Linked DNA regions of Homo sapiens: region 2 is linked to region 1. The links are chromatin loops, found by intact Hi-C in ENCODE. Cell type or tissue: dorsolateral prefrontal cortex. All regions are shown on one strand. Each heading gives the region's core, and the rest is flanking DNA. Links, peaks and the distances in the headings are about the cores only.

What was found. A loop is a pair of places that touch in the nucleus more often than their neighbours do. Peaks named below come from ENCODE experiments on the same cell type or tissue, not always from the same donor. Only the 100,000 strongest peaks of a DNase experiment are listed, where the experiment ranks them.
Region 2: it touches region 1 in a loop (5-fold over the local background); 29 of 110 quality-filtered maps call a loop at or near these places.

What each region holds. Positions count from the first base shown.
Region 1 is chr4:85,742,339-85,752,047 of GRCh38, forward strand. The region is part of intron 3 of ARHGAP24 (Rho GTPase activating protein 24); the gene reads left to right. Among named protein-coding and RNA genes, the nearest start is that of MIR4451, 25 kb to the left of the region's middle. In dorsolateral prefrontal cortex, for the core only: CTCF peaks have their summits at 5,731 (motif pointing left) and 5,930; a DNase peak (open chromatin) is centred at 5,773; H3K27ac peaks cover 2,812 bases.
Region 2 is chr4:85,365,823-85,375,531 of GRCh38, forward strand. No RefSeq gene overlaps it. Among named protein-coding and RNA genes, the nearest start is that of ARHGAP24, 100 kb to the right of the region's middle. In dorsolateral prefrontal cortex, for the core only: a CTCF peak has its summit at 4,821 (motif pointing left); DNase peaks (open chromatin) are centred at 4,779 and 7,379; H3K27ac peaks cover 1,188 bases.

The DNA of each region.
Region 1 (9,709 bases), core at 2,778-7,777:
GAAGGAGGAGGAAAATAAGAAAAGGAATACTAATTAACTCAGCCTGTCTATCCAGCTAAGCTTGAGCTTGATTTTGCTCTCTAGTTGAATGGAACATGCAACCTGAATTTCTGAATAACAGAATTACCAAATTACTGTTTAAGTGTTTGAGAAAAAAAGGTGAAAAGTGTGTGTACTATATGTATAGACGTATAGATTGACATATAGTGAATTGGTTAATTGAATGTCTGCATCAGATAAGAAGGTGTTAGGTCAATTTCCACAATAATGCCATTAAAATCGGTTCTTTGATTAAATCCAATTAACAGATGTGGAAACTGAGGTTTGTGACAAGGTTCAATCCCTGATTTCTGTGACTCCAAAGTATGTGCTGTTATTTAATGTTTATGTATTCTCTATTATGAATTGTTTTCAAGTTTTTTAAAATATCACTAGCTAGCCTGTACGTTTCTTAGGAGGCAAAAACAATTGCCTTAAATTTTGTTATATTTTAGTGCCATTTTGCACATAGGTTATAAGCAACAGATAATTTCTGTAATCTTTAGAATATCGATTAAACTTGTTAAAATGTAGATATTTTGAAATCTCACACAGGACACCTAAATTATGTAAAATGTTATAAACTTTATGATTTACAGGGGCCCTGGAGATGGAAGTTCTGAAAAAATGTTGCCTTTATTCAGTATTAGTGCATTATCAGGGACTCCAGATCTCAGTTAAAATGAGAGAATCTGAATCTCTAGGCAATGATGAGTGTTTCTGAAATTCAGATTCACCAGAAAGAAATTGAAAGCAAAGAGAAGACAGTGTTGTCAAATTATCATATAATTCAGCTAAAAAAAAAATCATGGTACTTAAGTGGGAGCTAGAGCACATCACTGCCTTTAAGAAGATATTTAGGGGAATAAAAGAGGTCTGGGACCTCGGAGGTGAAACTGAGAGAAAGACAAAGGGACTTCAAATCAAGCATTTGAAAGAGCCAATGAGGGGCCAGATGTGGTGACTCACTCCTGTAATCCCAGCACTTTAAGACGCCAAGGCGGGATCCCATCTCAAAAAAAAAAAAAAAAAAAAAAAAAAAAAAAAAAAAAAAAAGGCTGGGCATGTTAGTCCCAGCTGTTTGGGAGGGTGAGGCAGGAGGATCACTTGAGCCCAGAAGGCTGAGTCAGCAGTGAGCCATGATTGCACCACTGTACTCTAGCCTACGTGACAGGGCGAGATCCTGTCTCAAAAACAAAACAAAACAAAAACAGAAAAGAAAGAGCCAATGAAACAAAACCCACAGAGAAGAGAAGCAGAACTGTTGTACCAAAGTAACAGTTCTCAAATCTTTATTTTCTTTCTTTTGTGATAAGACACACAGGCCAAATAAGACTGACTGCAAGTTAGCACAAGAGTGCAACGACTCTATGTTATCCTGGCTCCCTCATTCAAGGAAACACGCCAAAACTTAAGTAAAAATAATCTTAAAACAACCTTAATTATAAATAAGCAAATCTCTTACAAATGGCACTACTTTATCATTAATTAGCAACTACTAAGTTGTAGCATATAACACAGAAGTATGGTATCAAGACTGAAAACTAATTGATTATTTAATTCCTAGCATCTTTTCAAGTTCTCAAATCCCAAGATTTGCCTATGGTTGCCACCAAGAGCTATGGAATTATTGTTTGGTAGGTGATTTTCATCCTCCATATTAAAAACAAAAACAAAAACAAAACCATTCTTTTTAAGGAATTCATCCATTTGTAGATGCATCTGTTTCCAGTGGTTCCAGTGTGTTTGTTTTGATTATCACATATGAATTCAGCTTTGTCCAAATATTTATAGAAAAACATAGAAGCCATGTTCTACTTGAAAAGTGCTTTTCATTTTGTAAGACCCTTGAGTACTTTACTTGTAATACCACAATTCAAACATATTTGGATTAAGCTTCAATCCTGGAGAGGCAAGGAGTCTGGCTTATGTTCCTTGGAATGGTTATTTGCTTGATTTTGAATCCCATAATCCCTGAATCTATGAATTTTTAGGATTCTGTTTTTAATCTCAGTCACATACTCACTCTATATGTGTGAGAAAGATATAAGGCCCAAGTCACAAAATAAATGAATAGAATTTCTTAAATGAGAGCAAAAAATTAGTACTCTTGGAGCACAAATTCAAGGAGAATGGATCTTTAGCATATTGGTTGTTAAATGCTACCCCAGTGTTTAAGGAGAGAGAAAAGACACACAGAGAGATAAAGAGAGGTTGAGCTGGGAAGCAGATGACTGAGGTCTCTCCTAAACCCTCCATCCTCCACCCTCCACGCGTTAGAGGCAAACCAAGAAGTTACTTGTAGCTGTGACATTCCTGACTGACAGGACTCCAGAACAACTTGTAACAAAAGAGACTTGAATCATCTTTCATATTGGTTTGGGATATTTTTTCATTATGTATTGCTGCTTTTTAAAATGGTTATTTAGTCTTTTAAAAATATATCTTTCCCCATGCATGCCATTTGTTTGTTAAGTCCTTATTTCAGAGAATTCTTAAAGGTAGTCCAATCATTAGAGGGAATTAGCCAGGCGGTACAGAATATCATATGCCAGCCTCCACTAAACAGCTAGACAAGTCTAAATGTGCCCTCCATTTTCAGAAGCCTTCTTTAATCCAGTCTCAATGCTCTCCACTATTAATTCCAAACAATGTTTAAATATGAGTGTGAGGTTAAAGCAAGGTGCTTTCATCCTTAAAGTGGTTGTCATTGTCAGATATGAGTAAATTTGTGCCCAGGAAAACGTGAAAAGGAGAGAAGCTTATAAATTTAACCAGCGGCCGGGAATGGTGACTCATGCCTATAATCCCAGTACTTCAAGAGGCCGTGGCAGGAGAAACACTTAAGACCAGGAATTTGAGACAAGCCTGGGCAAGATGGCGAGAGACCCCAGTAACTACTAATATATACCGTAGTATATATATAATATATAGTAGTATATGTATATATACATATATACATATATATGTATTATAGAGTATATGTATTATATTGTATACATACATGTGCATATATAATATATATAGTAGTATATATACATATATATAATATATATATACACATATGCTGGGCATGGTGCTGTGCACCTGTGGTTCTCAGTTACTCAGGAGTCTGAGGCAAGAGGATCCCTTCACTCCAGGAGTTCAAGGCTTCAATGAGCTGTGCTTACACAACTGTACTCCACCCTGAGTGACAGAGTGACACCTTATCTCTTAAAAAAAAAAAACTATAAGAAAATAAAATCAACAAGTACATCCTGTGTACCTACTTGCATACTACACAGTATGAAAGACATAAAAAGTGAATAAAACATAGTCCTTGAACTTGTGAATAATCTCATAATAATCTAATGGGCTACAGATTACCAAACTAAGTGTAATACATAGAAGAATGTTCTTCATGCTAAATAAAGTCCTGGAGAAGTTTGTTGGAGGGAAAATTTCTATTACGTGGCAAGAATCTATAAGTTTCCAAGTTCTGCAGATTATTCTAATGCCTAGCCTGGCTCTGCAGCATGATGCTAGGTACTATGATTCCAAAACCCAGTGCCTTCCCCTGTAGCCTGACAGTCCAGTGGACTAAGAAAATAGGCATGCCAGCAATTGAACACATTTACTGTTAAAGGCAATTTGATGTAAGTTAAAGTCAAGTCGGGGTAGGTTTTTATTTGTTTTGTTTTGTTCTCATATAATTCTATAGATTTCCTAGGAGTCGTGAAGGAGGAAGTAGTGAACACAGTAATATAGATACCTGCTTTTTTCACTGTGTACTTTTCCCAAGTGGGAAAGAAAGGGCAAGCTAGGGAATTGGGGCTAAATTCCTCCTTAGCGATATGATGCCCAGTTTCCAGGAATGGATAGGCAGGGCTGGGAATCTGCTTCCTTGTTAAGAATCATTTAGTGTTGCAAATATTAAAATTGTGCTATGCAGCCCTCCTTCTTTTGAGTATCTGACTGATTCTTCATGACTTCTTCATTTTCTATTTTTCTACAAACTTATCCATCCTGTAAGCCCAGCTCCTCTACCAGCAAACCTCAAAATAACCAACTCCAAAATACTTAATTTCAAGAGAAGCATTTTTTCTTATACTAGTTCTTGTGTTTGTTGTATTTCCTTTGTATGATTTCATTTTTTTTTAACATTCATGTCATACCCTAACCTCTATTGTGATGTCCTTGGAGGCAGGGGCTATATTTTGTGCCTGCATGTATCTTTTAACCACACGCCTGAACAGGAGAGGCACTCAGGTTGTTTGATTGGCTTGTTTGTTTTGTTGTGTTTTGTTTTTTTTAGATGGAGTCTCACACTGTCACCCAGGCTGGAGTGCAGTTGTGCGATCTCGGCTCACTACAACCTTCACCTCCCAGGTTCAAGTGATTCTTCTTGCCTCAGCCTCCCAAGTAGCTGGGATTACAGGTGCCTGCCACCATGCCTGGCTAATTTTTTTTGTATTTTTAGTAGAGACGGGGTTTCACTATGTTGGGCAGGATGGTCTCGATCTCCTGACCTCGTGATCTGCCCGCCTCAGCCTCCCAAAGTGCTGGGATTTCAGGAGTGAGCCACCGCACCCAGCCTGATTGGCCTGTTTTAATGGGAAACCATTAATACAGGACTTCAGGGATCTTATTTGTATATAACTAAACCATGGCTGGGACATCACTGCCAGTCAGTACAAATGCATATGAGAGTAGCTGCTTCTTTCTTTTAAAACCATTATAAACAGCACTAGAAACATTTTCTCCTACTTTTCAGGAAATGCCTGGAGCAACATGAGCAAAGCTAACTTTTAAAATAAGCTCTTTCATTTTTTGCTTTTTAAATCTCCTATCATCAGTTTACGTTTCACTTATGTTTTAAAATGTGATCATATTAAAATATCTTTAGAGTAGAAAGTATCTTGTATAGCTTTTGAAAAAAATCCTTTTTTGGGAGGTAATCTTGTTAGATATCTTTTGTATTTTATTTAGCAAAAAAAAGCACTAAGCACAAATAAAAACAAAATTGAACCGCCTACAATATGGCATTAAAATAGCTGAAAATTGAGGCCGGGGGCGGTGGCTCACACCTGTAATCCCAGCACTTTGGGAGGCCGAGGTGGGCGGATCACGAGGTCAGGAGATCGAGACCATCCTGGCTAACGCGGTGAAACCCCGTCTCTACTAAAAATACAAAAAATTAGCCGGGCGTAGTGGCGGGCGCCTGTAGTCCCAGCTACTCGGGAGGCTGAGGCAGGAGAATGGCGTGAACCCGGGAAGCGGAGCTTGCAGTGAGCCGAGATTGTGCCACTGCACTCCAGCCTGGGCTACAGAGCTAGACTCTGTCTAAAACAAAAACAAACAAACAAACAAACAAGCAAAAGCTGAAAATTGAATATCTGCTCTTTACATTTAGATTCTGAAATAGAATAATTTGTAATTTTTTAAAATATATTTTAAAATCATTAAGGACAGAACCTAAATCATCAGGACAGAACATTTTATAAAAATGGTGCTGTGAATAAGTAAAGAAGATTTGGAGGGGACAATGTTTTAAAATTTTGTGAGTGACTTTAAAAATAAGAGCGACAAACCAGGTATCCTTTAAAACCAATTAGACTTTTAACCTAGCAGCTTATATCTGTTCATGCCTAGATTGTTTGGCTGTGTGGAAGTAGTTTCTTAGTTGACAGATACAAAATACACAGCAATACTGCCCTCTACAGGTTCCCTGTAAGGCAGGCACTTGTCTTGCAAGTTTTTAAAAGAACCCTAACCTAGAGGAAAGACTTCAAGTGCTTTTGGCTTTGATGTCTTTAACACCAGTGAGCAACCTGGCCATCCCCTACCTCTATGCATGTTGACCACCTACTCCAAACAAATTACACAATCCTCCTTGTTTCTCCGAGCATATGGTATTAATAGCTCTTAAAAGATTTTTACTCTGAGGTCCAGTAGAAATCCGTAACTCCCTTTCTCATACATATGCCATGCTGGGGTTAAGAAAATATTCTGATAGGCCAGAAAGATAGTTAAATATACAAAATCTGGTGAATTTGTTCAAGATTGAAAGCAGTGATACTGCTTTATAGTCACATCTTTTATTTGTAGTACAGAAAGTAATTGTAGATTAAACTCAGTTGTTCCTGATAACAAAAACTTAAACTTAGAAAGAATATATGATCCAGACAAAATTAACAGCCAAGTATTTGGACGTTTAAATAAAATGGGAGTATTTTTAAATTGTGGATATATGAGAGACACAGTAAGAAACTGATATATGATGCAATATATGCAAACTTTGAAAAAAGATTTACATAAAAATAAAAATGCCAAGAGAAAGAAATATGTTTTATCTCCCAAGTATGATGCAGAAAGACAGTATTTCCTGTGCATAAGAGCAAAATTAGAATGGGTTCAAGTCTCAGTGTTGTTCTATACTGTGGAACTTTGGCAGGTACTCAAAGAAAACTTGCCACAAAGCCTCAGGATCAGCCTGAACACTTTACTTGACAGTCTCTGACACAGTGTTTCTCTCCGGCTCTTGTCCTCATGTATCCTGGCACATCTGCATCATTCCTGTTTCTTGTCAGGCTGTCTCTCCCTCAACGTGGCAGAATACGGTCACCAACAACTCTAAAGATGTTACACCTCTAGTCATACAGGCATACCGGATGGCTTTTTCTTAGCTCTTACCCCAAATTTCTGGGAACAGGACTCCAGCCCAACATGAAATTGAGCATGAAGTGCTCTATTGTGACTAATCAGCTATGGCATCAGGATAGGGACTTGCAGAAGACACACAAATCTAATATGTTGTCTTTTTCTCATTTGCCGAAGGTAGATTCTAGGAATTCCTTCAACTCTTGCTCTACAAGCAGTCTCCAGTTTACTAAGCTTTACATTCAAATAGTTGCTTCTTAGTTGTTGATTGGAATTCAGAAAACATTTCCTGTGCCAACTATGTTATTCCATATTGTTATGTCCTTAGAAGAGTCTCACTCCATTGCGAACAAACAAAAATTTTAAAAAGCTAGACTTCTATATGTCTGAAAAATTATTACCAGTTGATATAGGAGTCATAGAAACCACCCACCAAAGATTTTTCAGGACTGCTCTATTCTCAGACAATCTTGTCGGATTGTCAAACTAGGCATGCCTCTTTATTGTTTGAAAACTACAACCCCCACAGATACAGTTTTTTGTTATTGTTGTTGTTGTTTGTTTTGTTTTTTGAGATGGAGTTTCACTCTTGTTGCCCAGGCTGGAGTGCAGTGGTGCAGTCTTGGCCCACTGCAACCTCCCAGGTTCAAGTGATTCTCCTGCCTCAGCCCCCTGAGTAGCTGGGATTACAGGCACCTGCCACCACGCCTGGCTAATTTTTTGTATTTTTAGTAGGGACAGGATTTCCCCATGTTGGTCAGGCTGGTCTTGAACTCCTGACCTCAGGTGATTCACCCACCTCAGCCTCCCAAAGTGCTGGGATTACAGGCGTGAGCCACCGTGCCTGGCCTCCACAAATATAGTTTTAACCATAGGTTGTAGTGTTAGTTTTAAAGAACAGTGAGTTCAGAGTTTCCTCTCTGTGGTCTCAGCAGCAGCAGCAGCAGCGGCAGCAGCAGCAACCCTCTCTCAGTCATGCATCCATCCATGACTGCATGCAGACAGACATCCATCCACCTGCCCCTCACGTACTGTGCCTGGCACTGTTCTAGACTCCAGGGAGACACTATTAAACATGATGAAATGTCAGCTGTTCTGGAACTTGTTTTTTGGTAGGAGAAAATTTAAAAATAAGCAAATATATAAATAATCGTCAGTTAATGTATAAGTGTCAGTTAGTGATAAGTGCTATGTTTTTCTTTAAGTAAAATAAATCAGGGAGTTGTGATATGGAGTGATTTGGGAGTCTATTTGGATAGTGAGATCAGAGATTTCTAAATATCTATTCAGCAGCTATGGTTCTATAGCCAGGACAAGGGGCTCCAGCAGGGAGCATTAGGAACCCAGGAGACTGGGAGGGTCAAGATGACTTGTTATCTTGCCCCATGACAGATACTTCTTAATCCCAGAGTGGCTCCATCTCACCCTTTTTCTAGAGCCCAGGGGATTAACATGACTCTTTTCATTCCTTTTTTTTTTTTTTTTTTTTTTTTTTTTTTGAGACAGTCTTGCTCTGTTACCCAGGCTGGAGTGCAATGGCACAATCTCAGCTCACTGCAACCTCTGCCTCCCCGGCTCAAGCAATTCTCTTGCCTCAGCTTCCCGAGTAGCTGGGATTACAGGTACGCACCACCTCGCCCAGCTAATGTTTGGATTTTTTGTAGAGACGGCATTTCACCATGTTGCCCAGGCTGGTCTTGAATTCCTGACCCATCAGGTGATCCACCCACCTCAGCCTCCCAAAGTGCGGGGATTACAGATGTGAGCCACTAGGCCTGGCACCATTCATTCCTTTCTATCTTTAGTCATTGTTTCTTCCACTAAAAAATGTTCCTCTTCCCTGTTTCACTGCGGGGCAGAAGTCTCAGAGATCTCTCTTCTCTTCTACACAGTTTTGTTGCAGGTATCAAAGAGTGTTTTCTTTGCCTTTCATAATAATTTTTAGAATACTACACAAAGAATAAAAGAAAAAATTAAATGCCACAAAAGAATACACATAAAAATAAGTTTTTCCTGAGTTACAGCCTTCAAATCATCAATCTCTCTGCCCAGATTTATAGACATATATGTGTGTGCACATTATTTATGTGTTTATTTATAAATCAATATGATTCACATATAAGCATTCACTTGTCAATTTATAGAATATATTGTTCTTGTTATGTATCTTGTTTTTCATTTAATTGATTTTAGATATCTTTTTATATCAGCAAATATAAATTTACTTATTCTTTTTAATAGCTGCATAGTATTCCATTGCATGGGTGCAGAATATTTAGATTTTTTTAATCCAGCTCTTAATAGGTATTTAGGCATTATGCAGTCTTTGTTGTTAGAAAAAAACCTGCAATATCTTATAAATGTATGTTGACATGCTAGCTGACTCAAATATTATGAGTGTGTGTATTAAATTTATATATTAGGATGGCCATAAGAAATTCTGGGGTTTATAGGCCAAAATCAGTCAAAAATTGGCAATGTTATATGGTTTAACCTAAGATACATTGCCAAATGTTTTTCCAAAGCTCTCAGCCCAATTTTGTTTGTTTGTTTGTTTTTAATTTCTAACAGCTGTTGAAACAGACAAGTAAATGTCTTGGATGCTAAGCTCTGCTGGATAAAATGAGAAAACAGTGTGGATTGTAAACACTACAAAAGCATGGTTTCCTGTTAACTAGATCCACATTTCCCTTCAGGATTGTTCCCAGGAAACTGCCTTCCCAATCCCTCAAGTTTGGATGAAAGCACCATTATAGGAATTAGGTAGTTGAAAAGGGGAGAGGAAGAAATATGGACCTGGACTCCCAGTGGGCTCTAGAATGACATTAGGTAAATCATTTAACCTCTCCAGTTTGATTCAAATAATGAATACAGATACTACCTTAAAAAATACATGAGACAATGCCTATGGCACTGCCTAGCACAGTATTAAGCACTGAATTCTAGCTTGAATAAATCAAACTTCCCTCCCTCTCCCTTCCTCCCTTGCTGCTGTGCTCTGAATATTCAAACTATGGAGATGTGGCAAGGA
Region 2 (9,709 bases), core at 2,644-7,643, 380 kb before region 1:
AGGACAGGCTTAAAATGAGTTATTCCAGAATCTGTCTACTGAGAAATTTTCTAGCTGCCTTTATAATGCCTGCCTGCCTTCCTTCCTTCCTCCCCTCCGTCCTCCTTTACTTTTATTCCTCCTTTTCTTTTATTCCTCCTTTTCTTTTATTCCTCCATTCTTTTACAAGTTTTGTTAAGTATGTATGTGCCAGGCACTGTAGTAGGTATTAGCATTTCCTTTCAGGGGCTTACAGTATATTATGGAATTCAGAAATGTAAATCATAAATTACAGAACAGCATGGAAAGTGTTATGACAAGCGTATTCATAGTCTGTGATGTAAATCCAGAGGCAAGGGATCTACCATGGATGGAGAAGTCTAGCTAAACTTCTTTGTAAGTAGGGGGACTACATTGACTCCTAAGGCCAAGAAGATTAGATGAAAATTGGGTGTTCAAGAGCAGTCCAGGCAAATATGCCAAATAAGTCTAATAATGACTAGAGTTAGAATGCCATGAGTTAATAAAATATCTGTTTTTCTGCCACTGGAAAAAGACAACTGCTGCGGAGTTTGATTCATATTTCACTTATCACAGAACTATGGTCTTGCTGGTGCTTAAGAAAATGGATATGGAGTAGAGAAGTTAAATCCTTAGAATTGTCCAGAGCTGGGGTTTTTCAAAGGCAATAACAATGGAAAGAGAATAAGTATAGAGAGATAGAGGGATAATGATAAAATCAGAGGATTTAGGCTAAATAGAGGAGGGAACAAAGTCAGAATCCTGTGAATTTATGATTTCTTTTTACTACTTTCCTTCATCTAATAGAAAAAACAAGCCATTTTTTTCACTAAACATCAATTAAGTGATGATTATGTGTCAGAGTAAGAGCTAGGACATGAGGACACCAAAATGAATAAGAAATTGTTCCTTCCTCAAAAGGTTTACAATTTAGTGAAAGGAGACTTAAATTTTTTTTTTATTATACTTTAAGTTCTGGGATATATGTGCAGAATGTGCAGGTTTGTTACATAGGTATACACGTGCCATGGTGGTTTGCTGCACCCATCAACCCATCATCTATATTAGTTATTTCAAGGAGACATATTTAAGCTGGAAGTCAGGAAGCTGGCACCCACCTCTCTTGGTTCTGATGAAGAGACAAATTTTGTGACTGGGCTAGGGGAAGGGAAGACCACAGAGGTGGAGACTGACTAGGTAGACCTCCTACCCTATGCTTTAACCTTTGAACTAGCTTCCCATTTGCCCACCTTCCCAATACTGTGATAGCTTTTGTTAACTGCATTTGACATATTAATCTGTTAACTTGCTTCTTTTAATTGAGAGTTCAATATAATTTGATACTTTTTTAAAACATTTTTGTTTTTGAGAAACTTTAGACTTATGGAAAAGTTACAAAGATAGTAAAGAGAGGTTTCATAAACACTTCACCCAAATTTCCCAATGTTAACATTTGACATACCCATGGTACATTTGTCAAAATGAAGACATTAATGTTGGTACAATATAGACTTTATTTGGATTCATCAGTTTTGCCACTAACATCATTTTCTGTCCCAAGATCGAAGCAGGATGCCACTTTACGTTAGTGGTCATGTCTCCTTAGTCTCCTCAAAGTGTGATAGTTTCTCAGTCTCATCTTATTTTTCTTGCCCTTGACAGCTTGGCAAGAGTTGTAGGTGTGTTTCCACCATAATTTATGATTATCCATGCCTTTTCTTCCCTGTTATTATCTTGGTATTGTAGAGGAAAAGGGGGGAAAGCTTCGTTTTTATCCTTTGAATGTTTGCTGAAAATGACCTGACAAAAGGCAGATTAATAGAAGAAAAAGGCATACAAAATTTATTTAATGTGCAGAGGGTGAGGGTTCATAGCAGTGTGATTACCCAACAACTTAATGGGGTACAGATGCTTATTTACCCTTCACAGGGAACAGGGGAGATGGGGAACATTGGTAATTCTTTAGAGGGGTAATAAGTGGTTATTAAGGAGAATAAAGGGACCTGGAAGACAGAATTTAACTTGTAAATGATTCTCTTTGGAATCTGAATGATCCTGAGAGTCAGGAATTATCTTGTAAGAAAGTCCATCGAGGTGTGGTTGCATTCTTCAGTGTTCTTTTCTGTGATAAACAATGAGATTTCAGGGAGGGAACAGAATGCTATTGTGTTCTCTTTGGCTGGTCCACTCTTAAGGTAAATAAGGGGACTATCAGAGATAAGCCTCTTCCAGCATCTGCTGACCTTCACAGGCCATTAATTTTAAATTATCAGCATACCATGGTATCTTGGGGTGAAATTCCCTGGGCTCCTTCAGTGTAAGTTATAAGTAGGTTCAGTTGTATATAACAGAAACTCCCTAATAACAGTTAACGGATACATGCATAAAGGGTCAGCAGTTGTGAACTGATATGATTCTGTTTTCAGAAACCCAGGCTTTTACTCTGGGTCTGCCTTTTCACCTTTAACACTGGCTTCTAACCCTCAAGGTCGCTGATTGTCTAAATTGCTTTTGGAGCTGTAAGAAACGGGAAGGAGAAAGTAGCTATTTGTCCTGTCTTAAAAGGGCTTTCCTGGAACTCCCACCTAACATGATTATAGCTCATTGGCCAGGACCAGGTCACATGGTCACTTTGACTACAAGGGATACTGGGAAATACTATCTTTCAGCTGAGTTTCTAGCCACCCCAAACAAAATTGGGATTGTCTTTCTAAGGCAGTAGGGAAGGAACATTGCATGGGCAATGAACAGAATATGTGTCATGCAGATAAGAATAAGTAAGGAGATAACTAAATGATTTGGTCAATGTCTGCGTGAAGAAACAAACAAACAAAAAAGAACTATTTGGGAGCCCTGTTTAAGAAGGGGGATATTTACAGACTATTGTGATTCTGGGGCTGAGAAAGACACTATTCTTGTGTTTATACCCCTAGAGCCTTTGATTGAACTCGAAAGCTCCTGTCTGCTTTTTGTTTTCATTCAGAGTAGTAAATACCTTTGTTTCCCTTTACAAATAAGAAAATAGGGAGAGGGGCAAAAGAAATAGAAATGTTCTATCTATCTAAGTTTTTAGGATGTCAAGAATTTTCCTGACATTAGGAGAAACTTCCACCCTGTATGGCAAACACCTGTCAATGATGGCACTAGCAAGGAGGATCAGAGTGAATAAAATTCTAAGATTTGCAATGCTGGTTGTTAGAGTTACTTTCTGCAGCAGAACTACAGGGAATTAGAGAGAAGCTGAAGTTGCTTAAAAAAATGAGCTTCTTTGTCAGGTGGTTGCTAAGGCCTTGTCTCATTAAAGAAGAGGAAATAAGTGCCTTATGGGAGTTCCTATTTTCTTGTTGTTGACAAGAAAGAAACATACAGCGTTTCAATGACAGATAAAAAGCTTTGCCTATTTAGGTGATTTTGACTAATTGTCCTTGAGAATAAAAGTGAGAACAGAAAGACCAATTTCTTAGGAAGAAATAAATGCATCTGTGTTTAAGAATTAGTTTTTCAGTGTAACTGGTTGGTTTTGGCCACTGAGCTCACGAGATATAAACATGAGATGGTTTATTTTCTCCAAAATGGTTAAGAACAGTGTTCTACCAAAACCTTTTCCTCTGGGTGGCAGGCTCCCCAATGGCATCTTAGTCTAACTACCATTTTCAGTTACATTTAACTATTAAAACAGTCTTATCCTAGCTTTGAAATATAATCCTGTTTATTTAAAATTGTTATTTTATATTTAATTTAAAATGCTTTCTGGCTTGACCACAGGTGGACTTATGGTTCTAGTATCTTGGAGTGGAGGGGCCCTCTTATCCCTTGTATATGCAATCTTTAGTTCGGGGGCAGGGAAGAGACAGAAGAAGATAATTTCTTATAAGACTGTGTATGTTGAGTTGACTGTCGGTGATGATAAGGTTTCTATCCCATTTTTCTCTGCTAACGATTTGTTAGTTCTTCCATTAGTTCTGGTTCGGGGGTTTCACCCCTAATAATTCTCTCTATGCTAAATCCTTTCATTCGGCTCCACTTTATTCCAGTCAGTTCATCACACAGCCTCTTGCTGCAGGACTCCCAGTGCCCAGCAGGTGACCCATATGTAGGGTGACTGTACCTGAAGTTGACTTTCCCAAGGAGACTACTGGGTCCATGGTGTCATCCATGCCAAATGGTGGTAGTGTTGACATTCCCCTGGAATCCTCATTTCTCACTTCCTCTCTTTCCTCGTCCTTTGACCATGTCCCAGTAGCACTGCTGGCCTAAATTATACCTTTAGGTATCGGGAAAGTCCTTGAGGGACATACCACTGTGCTAGGTCTCACACCTTGACTTTGGAGTGAGGGTTTTATTTCAGTCCTTTTTTGCAACCTCAGCTAGATGCTCCTGTTCATGACAGTCAGTCCTGAGTTTTGGTGCTCAGCCTGCTAGCCCAGTGGCTCAGCACTCTCAGATTCAAGATGATTTCTCTCACAGACAAGGTACATTGGATGATGACCGGGTGTCAACAATCTTACAGTAAGTGATGTTGAATTTCTTGTGCCTGATGAGAGGAAAAGGCTGAAAGGAAGAATGGTGCTTCAAAAACTCTGTGTTATGCCTAAAGGCAATCTCCTCAGATCCTCATATACTGTAGGTGGTAAATGTCTCCAAGCCAGTCGGCTTCCTTGGCTACCGAGAGCAGGGGAGTCATGTAAATTCTTTGAAGTTGTTTCCAGTTCAGTGGTTCTGAACTGGGGGCAGTTTTGTCCCCCAGGGGACATTTGGCAATGTGTGGAGACATTTATGGTTGTCACAGCTGAGGGAGGTGCTACTGCCATCTAGTGGGTACAGGACAGAGATGCTGCTAAACATCCTACAGTACATAGGACAGCCCCCACAAAGCAAAGAATTATGCAGCCCAAAATGTCAACAGTGCTGAGTTGAGAAATTCTGCCCCAGGGTACTAACCACATTGGTCCTCACATTGCTAGGAGTCACAAAATGACCTTATCCCAATCTCTCACATCAAGGGACCAAGAGAGTTAATATGGTTCTAGACGAATCTTTGCCTCAATTTCTCCTACCACATGTAGTGAAAGTAACTGTTGTGCTGACTTCATAGTATGGTGGTGAGAATAAAATATGATAATATATATGAATATGCTTTGAAAAAATTTCAAAAAGCCACGAAACTCATCATTTCTGCCATGTCGAGAGCTTTCTAGTAGACTAGAAAAGCATTCTGCCTGACTATGGCTGAATTACTTTCTGCTTTATCCCCTTGCTAAACTGTAACATCAAACAATCCATCAAACAATCCAAATATGTCACTTGTCTAAACACACCATAAGTTACCTAAATGCAAGGATTTCCTTGAAGTGATTGTCTTTGGTATTTATTTTTTCAAACACTCTATTACTTCCCTTGTCATCACTTTTTTGGTCTCTGTTAACATATTGTATACAACCCTGAAAAAAAGTTAATCTAAACTCGAGCTAGTTTATGAACTAGTAGCACCATTCAAAATGCCATCATTTAAGTATGATCCAGAGTCTGAATGGGATCTACATAATTTTGAACTTGATATAAATAAAATATACAAATTGACCTTGAGCATGCACAATAGTCATTGAATCCAAACACATGTTAAAGAGAATTAAACATTATAGAAAAATCTATGTGTATATATAAATGTTTTCATAGTTTTCTCCACCAAAGCAGTGCAGAATGTAATGTGAATGGGGCTCAGTGTAAACTTATTGTCACTAGTGGGCCACTTACCAAAACTTTGTGTTACCTTTCTGTAGTGATTTTTTAGAAATCCAATTGCAAAATTTTATCTTAAGAATTAAAAAGGATCAACTAGAAAATACTAGTAGAACTATGCATCAAAAATAATGTATTTCAGATAGAGAAAAGTATAATGGATGAAAGGCTTTTATTTTGCTTCTTTTGAAGCACTGTTTAAAAGGGGCATACCAGAACTCTTCACAATAACAAAGACATGGAATCAACCTAGGTGCCCAACAACAGTGGATTGGAAAAAGAAAATGTGGTACATATACACCATGGAATACTACACAGCCATAAAAAGAATAAAATCATGTCCCTTGCAGCAACATGGCTGTAGCTGGAAGCCATTATTCTAAATGAACTAATGCAGAAGCAGAAAACTAAATGAGGAGCTAAACATTGCGTACTTATGGACATAAAGATGGCAACAATAGACACTGGGGACTAATAGAGTGGGGAGGGAGGGTTGAAGGAGTAACTACTGAGTACTATGCTTGGTACCTGGGTGATGGGATCAATTGTACTCTCAACCTCAGTATCACACAATATACCATATTAACAAGCCTGTACATGTGCCCCCTGAACCTAAAATGAAAGTTGAAATTCAAAAAATAAAATAAAAAAGGAAAAGTGATATACCTGTCTGGATTGTGTTAGGGTATCATATACAGCTATATTTTGGCTGAGACATGCTAGTTCTGGAGAAAGATGTAACATGAATGAAGGAAGATTCCCCACCTCCCACTTGAGGACTTCATTATCACACAGAACATGATCACACAGAAATTACACATCTGGAATTCTCTGTGTTTCTCTGGAATTCTAGAAGGGATTCTTAAGCATACACCTTTTCTCTCTTTCTCTCTCTCTCTCTCTCTCTCTCTCTCTCTCTCTCATTAAAGGGTGCATATTAGCATCATTATGCTTAAATACATCATTTCCTTTATTCTTAGTGCTCTGTTATTTCATCTTTCTTGTGCTAAGCTCTCTACATTGTGCTTTATCATTCACACACATTTGCTGAGTCTTCTTGTTGCATAGAAACAAGGAGTACAAATGCCTGATACCACTATTCTTGACTTTTCTAGGGAAAGAAGAGCCAGCATTGCATGGCATACCTGGGGTACAGATGAGTGTAAGGAATGAAAATTTAATAAGGGTAAATATCCTGTGACTTATTCACCCACATTTATGTATCTGCTCTTCCGACAGCTCTTTTAATAAAAGAAATAACTTTTTTACACTCCTTCAAAATACTGCAGTTTGAATGGAGTGGGGTGCGATGGGGAAAAGGAGGCAATACACTGACTTGTAAATTTGCAAATTGTGACTTGAGCTTTTCTTCCTCCAGTGCACAGAATGCATGTTTCATGAATCAAAGTGAAGATATCCTTAATGGGCCCATAATCAATCAAGCATTTTTGATCGCTAGGTTTGCTTTATGGCAGTAGTGTAGTGGTGAAATAGTGTAGCAGAGCGTTCCTAAACAGTCACCAGAATTTAAACTGCTATTGAATCCAGATTGACAGATAGCATTACTGATGAAATTTAAGGGCTCCTGCTCACCACAGCAGCTGACACAGCTTTGGCATGTGACTGCATTGTTGTGGATGATGCCCTGCTCACTTCTGGCGGTCGCTGGGTGTTAAATAATACCAGTACTGTCAAGTGCTTCTCATTTTTTACCCAGGGACATTTATAATTCTCTGCTTCATGTACTTTCTAATTCTTCATGCTCAGTGGTGGGAATGAAAATTAATTACTCTGGGAATATGAATGTTACTTTGACAAATCATTCCTTTTCTGCTAAATAATGTTTTCATCAGTGAAACCAGGGCATCCCTGCCCTCTGTTCTATTGTCCTGTTCCCCTACTTCCTTCTTATGCCCTAAGATCTTTTTTGAAATGCCAGAAATGAACAAGGTTCATTACCTTTTAATTGAAGTCTGGGATTTAGATGTGATTTACTTGAAACCCTTCCTAAATATGGCATTTAAGTCTACTTGAAATCCCAGTTTTCTATCTCTGTAGCTCAGCCAAAGATGTTGCTTTGATTTCTGATCTGCACATTCCTGGGAGTATGAGGTCTCACTTGTCTGAAAAAGAGAGATGTACATTCATTTGAAGTTTCAGTTGACTTATAGTTCTTTTTTGACCTTTGCTGCTAATAGCTGGCAGAAAATAAAACCAGACAAGTCAATCACCGTCTAGATTTTATAAACTATTGGCTGCTTCTTGAAGGATTGTAATGCCTATTTTATTGGTCTGTTGTACCATAGGAAGGGATTTATAATGTCCAAAAAAGGAAACCATGGCTAGCTAGCATCATCTAGATCTGTTGGTAATAAAGTCATTACAATTAATTACTATCCATTAGCTAGAAATGAGCAGAAATCACACCAAGGAGAGACTCAAAGCATTTCAATCATTAGAATTATTTTGGCATTATCATATTTAATGTTCTGTAAAGAGTTAATCAGTTTTTCTGATTTTTTTAATTAAGCTGAACTCTTCTTCTTAATGATTTTTTCAAATTTTAAAACTTCCAGAGGAAGACTCTGCAACTCACTGCTCCTGAAACACAAGATGAACCCCTTTATCTTTGACCCCGCCTTCATGTCCTGAAGACTGCTAGCTCTTCGCATACTACCATTCTCCCTAGTGCAATTCATGCCATAGGTATTGGTGACTTCCACTCTGGCCTCTCCGTTTCTTGAATTTCTCTCCTCCAATACTCTTGTCCTACAGTCTTCCTTAGGCACTCATTCTATTGTCTGTACCCTAGATCAGCAGTTCTCAAGAAGTAATCCAATGTATCCTAGGTCTCCAAGATACTTTCAGGGGGCTTATGGTGTAAAACCATTTTTATACTACTACCAAGATGTTACTTACCTTTTTTCTTTTTCTCATCTCACATGTGTACAGTGTTTTCCAGAGGTTACATGACATGTAATGCCACAACAGATTGACTACAGAAGCAGGTAGGATAATCCAGTTGCCTTCTATTCAGCCACACGTTAAAGAGATGTGCAAAAACATGAAAAAGTACCACTCCTCTCACTAATTTTTTTTTTGTTTGGAAAGACATTGTTATCTTTCTTAAAATTATTATGTTACTATTTAATGTATTTGTTATTTTAATAAATAAATATTTTAAACATTTTCAGTTTTAATTTCTAATGCAGTATCAACAGATATAATCTACATTAAAAATATTTTTGGAATCAATAATTTTTAAGACTGTAAAAGGGTCCAGAAACCAAAAAGTTGATAACTGCTGCCATTTACCAAATTTCTCAAATTGTCTGGGAAGATGAAACCTTCTTTTTATATTGTTTTTGTTGCTTTGTAATTTTTAATTCATCATAGATTGATACTTTTGGAAAGTGAAATAAAAATAAGCTAGTAATAAAAATGTAGATCTAAAGAAATGCCAGCTCACTGATCAGATGGTTGGGTATCATGGCACTGTCAAATTGTTATAAAGTTTTGTACTTGTTTAGTACCCATTTTTGCAGTTATCTCATCATGGACCCTTTTGAGCTTCACAGACTGGCTCTGTTTCATAATTGTACTTTGGGTAGCACTGCTCTAGACCTTGTCATTGCCAGTGTTGGCCGCTGTCCCATCAAAGCAACATACCATGCTCTGACCAAAACCTCCTGTCTTTTCAGTTCACTCCCTCTGGTATCTCAATTCCAAAAATCCTTCTGTTGTCACCAAGACCTTCAATCTGTTTCTCCAACATCTTTTGACTTTTCCTCAGTGCCCTCAGTTTCTTCTTTTTCTCTTAAATTTCACAGTCACTTTTCAAATCTCAACTCTCAGATCTCAATTCTCAATTCTCAAATCTCAAATCTCAACTCTCAAATCTCTTGCCTATTTATCACTTTCTTATAACTCACAACCCTGTTTAAACCAAACTCTATACTCATACTACGTC